Regions from separate parts of the Homo sapiens genome. Here region 1 is linked to region 2. Evidence: chromatin contacts called from ENCODE Hi-C or POLR2A ChIA-PET data. All regions are on one chromosome and are shown on one strand. Each heading gives the region's core, a stretch centred on a gene start or an enhancer-like site at or near the end of the contact. The rest is flanking DNA. Distances are from core to core; before and after follow the strand shown.

What was found. A loop is a pair of places that touch in the nucleus more often than their neighbours do. ChIA-PET counts read pairs that join two places held with the same protein, here RNA polymerase II (POLR2A). Pooled maps may share reads with other maps.
Region 1: a map of cardiac septum shows a loop between it and region 2 (2.4-fold over the local background). The contact joins two enhancer-like sites. A Hi-C loop is called at or near these places in 1 of 168 maps with a recorded cell type or tissue (cardiac septum) and 2 of 50 pooled maps. POLR2A ChIA-PET finds 5 or more read pairs at or near these places in 1 of 52 experiments (OCI-LY7).

What each region holds. Positions count from the first base shown.
Region 1 is chr6:117,198,805-117,201,504 of GRCh38, reverse strand. No RefSeq gene overlaps it. Among named protein-coding and RNA genes, the nearest start is that of VGLL2, 65 kb to the left of the region's middle. Within about 2 kb of position 1,289, at least 3 of the 41 ENCODE cell types and tissues checked have a DNase peak (open chromatin) inside an H3K27ac peak, as active enhancers do.
Region 2 is chr6:117,137,830-117,140,529 of GRCh38, reverse strand. No RefSeq gene overlaps it. Among named protein-coding and RNA genes, the nearest start is that of VGLL2, 130 kb to the left of the region's middle. Within about 2 kb of position 1,394, at least 2 of the 41 ENCODE cell types and tissues checked have a DNase peak (open chromatin) inside an H3K27ac peak, as active enhancers do.

The sequences.
Region 1 (2,700 bases), core at 40-2,539, 61 kb before region 2:
ATTAGCCCATTAGCTAAGTGGTGATGCTGTTGGTCCTATTGGGTGGTTCACTGAATTAATCAGTCTGTGTAACAGATGTTCTTTTCTGGGTATGTGGTAGAGGGGTGTGACTTAGGTCTGTAATCAGAGATGGTTTCCCTACCTTCCATGTTTAAGTCACAATAAGGTACAGGTAAGAAGGAAAGATCATAGCATATCCATTTCTACCACTGCTGGAAAAAACTTCTTATAGCCAATGCCCCCTTTATACCAAGAGGAACCCAAGTCTGGTTTTCTAGATCCAATGTGAAACTCATATTTCCCCTTGAGTGGGACACAGTTAATACACCTTAAGAGTTTCCCCGGGGTAAATTTTTTTTATTAGAGTTCAGAACTTTAATTAAATCTTTAAATATGGTGGTTGGTTGTAATATATATTGATTCTTTGATTTTGGGAACTGTAGGTAGCTAATAACTGTTCAAAAAATCTTCAGAAAATAACTCAAAGATTTTATGCTGTATGAGGTCGCAGGCTTCTCTGTCTTTTCTGATAGAGACTGTTTCATTCTTATATGTTCCTTTTTAGGTATCCTAGAGAGTCAGTCATAGAAAAGACAAACACATTTATAAATGTGCTATTTTTATTTTTGGCTCTATAGACTACCTTAACATATGGCAAAGTTTCTATGAAAGAGGATATGAAGGCCCTAGAAAGTTGGGGAAACATGAACATATAGCCAAATTTAGATATCTTAAAAACAACAAGGTGTACTTACAAGCTTAAAAATAATTTTCTCAGTAAATCTACAAATAATAATCAAAAGGATGAGAGTGGGGAGTGTAGGAGTTCACTCTTTATAGATATTTATTTAAAAAGCCCTAATGAGAAAGTGTGAAACAAGAACAAGGAGCAATTTTCTACAGAGAGACAGAGAGAGAGAGAGAGAGAGAGAGAAATACTATGTGTTACATGCTGAGAGTGTCAAAGGACTGTAAAGATGTACCCATTTTAAAAGTTTTTAATGAAATCATATATCGAGGTGAACTACATTAAAATTTATTTTTCAACCATTCTAGAAATGATAGTCCAAGTTGGCATGTCAAGACTGGTAGGTCACGCACTATTCACTGTAGCTCAGATTGCTGGGAGTCACATCCTCCTTGTTAGTTTCAGGTGACAGCTCACTGTACAGGGGAGATCCACTTGTAGAGAAAGAGAGAAGAGGGATAGGAAGATTTAGCACTGCATTTTCACAGGGCAAGAAATTCCAACCTAGCTCCAATGTGTGTTGGCCCGTTGCCTGGGATCTTGTTAAACACATGACCATCACTCTTCTGCCTATTTCTGGCCTGGATTTGGAGCTTGGTGTCTAAGCAAACCCCACTGGAGCTAAAATTAGGCAGCCAAATTGTGACAAGACATACTTGTCTTCAATAAAGAAGAGACATCTATTTAAAAAAAATGGATGTATCCGTGGGTCAACGTAAGTCACACGCATCTTAGCAGACTGTTTTCATTATGCAGAAACAAAATTAAAATAGACCAGCTAACTAGACTGACTGCATTCTGGCCTTTAGCCATTTAATATTGCCAGAGTAGCCCAATTCTGTTGCTAATGGTCCTGTCTAGCTGTAGGAGAGTTTAAGGAGTAAAAGCAAAATAATGAACTATTGACATGAATGATGAAAAGCAGAGCAAACATATATAACCATATATTTTAGATGAATGTAATTTTATGATTTCAAAGTTTGGAGGCCTTTTATATCACAGGAGGAATGTGTTGGGGTTTGAGAATCAAGGCATTCTCTTTCATTTGACTGGTATCTTATAGAAGCGGAATTATCATTGAAATTATAGCAAAGGACAGTAACAACAATTCTTTATATTTGTGTGACATTTTTACCTTTTAAAATATTTTTACACTTATTTCTCAAACTTCTCACTAAATATCTTTTGACTGCCCACTTTATGGGTATTACCATAAATGGTATCGTGGGAGAAATCAGTGATGAATCAGAAATTTTTTCTCCCATCAAGGAGCATAGGATCTGTTTTTAGAGGCAAAAAATAAATGCAGGAAAAATTAAACAACCACAACAAAAGAATTCAATGGCAATTTGAGCTCATAGTAGAAGAGCTACTTAAAAAGTAGTAATGATTAACTGTTTAACTGCCACATGTCTTCCATAGAGGAATTTAGAGGAAAATAATCACTTCTGTTTTCATTGATTATGGAGGAAGGAGTTCCAAGAATATGTAGAGGTCCATGGAGATAATGATGCAAAGAAAACAGGGAGACTAGAAGAAAGGTTTCAGATAATGGTGGGTACATTCTTTTGATGGAAGCTTATGTAGGGAATTAGCTGTCTTCACACTGGATGTGTCTATAGCAGGTGTGCACCTTTATATTTACTTGAGAGATTAAGCCTTGCTAAGTCCAGAGGAAGCCTGAAGACACAGAGCCTGCTGTACCTCTGGAAGGAACTCGAGCCTGGGCAACCAGACTCAGGCTGCTACTCTTTCTATCACACAATACTTAAAATCACAGCCAAAACATAAATAAGCAAAAAACTAAATAGAATCAACTAAATAACCCCTCCCCTCCAAATGTAATCACTTCAGAATTAAAGGATCCATTCTTCCTGGTTATGGTAGGTTTATTCTTCCCTTTCAGTTATAGCCACGACCCATCCCATCTCTCTTGATGCCTTCAGAACTCA
Region 2 (2,700 bases), core at 145-2,644:
ACACTGCTTTTTTCAATACATGTCATGATGTGTCATCTACACATTTGAGTATTCCACTTTTATATTCCCTAAATGCCTTGGATGGAGCCAGATGTAAAAGAGATGATAAAAATCTTCTTGGGTTTTTTAACTAATGTATGTTTTCATTTTTTTCAAGATAACTTATTTTAAAGGATGCCTGGCTTATGGCAGGTGAGAAATAAATATTTGTTAAATAAATATACCTATCCATGTTAAAAGGCAACTAGCTAATAGCAATAAGTCAATCCATGTGATAAAAATAGACTATTATTTTCCTAGGTGCCTCACATATATCATCTTGATTCATCTTTATCATAATACCACACAGTAAGCATTTTTCCCTATTTGCAGATAAGGAAAATGAGGCTCAGAGAGATAAAGTAATTTGACCAAGTTCACATAGCCCATAAGTGGCCAAAGCATTGTTCGTACTCAGGTTTAAAAGACCAGAAACCTAACATCATTTGTATTTGTCTTTAGGTCCTTTATCAACACATCAAGACATCTGAGCTTTTTCCTTATCGTCATCTCTGTAATAATGAAGAATATATAATGAATGGTAAAATTCAGGTTTTAATGTGTTCTTTTATTAACCTGAAGCAGACCTTGCAGATAAGCCAGAGATTTTTAAGTCTGAGTATAAGTTGATGGCTGTTTCCACCATCTCCTACTCTTCAAGCCCTCAGGCTTGAAGTTTCTTGGTGTTTGTTCATGAACATGCATTCTGATGAAATGCAGAGCATTCTAAAATACTTGGCTTGCTAGTGGATCTTTAGAGATTTTCCAACAGCTGAGTGTTCAGGACAAACCTTCCCCCTTCACACCTCCTTAGGATCTCACACTTTCAGATCAGTCCAACATGTGGGATGGTGAAGGTAGATAAGATAGGAGGACAACAATGGAAGAATCCAACCTCAGAGGCTCTTACAACAGAGATCAAGCTGGTGTGCACAGTTGCTGAGCTGAGATTCAATGTGAAATATTGGATGTTCTCCAGCTATTTTAGTGACTTCCTCCTTGAGCTTTCAATCTCTTTGTCTTCCCTTTGGATTCTTGCAAAGAAGGAAAAGGGCAGCTCAGAGATATCCTTTCATTTTCCTCAAGACTCTATATTCCACTTCTTAGAAAAAAAGCCAAATAAATAGGAAGGAAGTTTGGTCTGAAACCACCAAATAAAAATTGACACAAGAATACTGGCTCTGTGTTTTTATACCTATATTGCAGTCATCCAACCAGTCAATAATAATTTCTCAAATCTGCCTTGGCCAGGTGTAACACTTTTGCTTTACAATACACTTCCCTCTTGATGTCATGCTGCCTCCTCTTTGGCATTTTACTAGATCTTGTGGGGCTCTGCCAAGGGCACCAGACAGGCTTTCTGTCAGGAGTTTTTCCAGGCTAAGAGCCAAATATGTGGCTTGGAGTTTTCCAGAACCTCCTTAACTGTTCTTTTCAGCCCTGATCATTTATGGTAGAGGCAGGAGGGTGCAGGACACAATGGATTATGTCATTGGGTGGTTTGTGGACTCTTTGTTAGTAGGCAACATAAAGAAATCTGTAAGAAGGATGTGAGCTGTCAATACCAGGATGCAAGTTATAAGGAAGGAAGATTTTAAGAATGTGGTAATGAGAAATATCGGCCAATCCGATCTGTCCTTACCAAAGGAAGGAAAAAAATCCTCTAGTTTGGTAATGTGAAAGTTCCAATTGCAACCAGCAATCTCCTGATATTTGATTCTCTATGATCATTGTGGCTTTCCCATAGTGTGAAGTTGGCTAGACTTGCATTGTAACACAGACATCCCACTGGAACTCTCAGGCCCAAGATGGAAAGCTGAGCTGCCTATCAGTAAGCAATACTTTTTAAATCTTGGAACCTTTTCATCATGATGTCATTTGGTTTCGCAGCTCAGATTGCTTCCTAGCTGATATTCTTTCCATCCAGAGTAGCAATGTGTGCCTTGTGGCGCTTTGAAAATGCCTCAAGACTTTCACTCTACTTTTACTTATAAATAGACTTCCACTCCATCTAAATCAATTTCAGATTAAATTACACTTTATTAGTCTCTGAAATATTACCATAAATTGGAATTTAAAATAAGCTGCAATGAGACCAAACTCAGTTGACACAAAAATATTAGGCAGCTAACATATTGATTGACAATTTGTATTTTTAAATGTTTTTATTAAAATTCCTTTAATCTAGCTCTTGAGTTAATTTGTTTTGGTTTCCACATTGTATTTTTTATTTAGGGAGGTTGGGAGATCGTTATCCTTTGCACTCTGTGGGACTATTGATTTGAATTTTGATTTGTCCTGTTTATCCATAGGATACCTGAAATTGGCAGTTTAGATGGCAAAGCATAGTTCAAAAGTAAACAAGATGCCTCAGGTAAACACAATGCCTAATTTGTTCATAGATTACTTAAATTCTGTTACCTTTAACTGCGTAAAGACAGAGAGTGCCTTTAGCAAGATGAGCCATTGCTTTATTTTTAAAGCTCGCTTATGTCAACGCTTCCTATCCATGACTAGGTTGGCCACCATTATTCAGGGGTGAGATCAGACTTCTTTTCTTTCCTAGAGCTGCTTGCCATTTTCCCAACACCTGCCTTGCAAGTGACAGCTCTGTGGGTGTCCTCATAAATTACAAATCATGTGCCTTGGTTCTGATGCCTT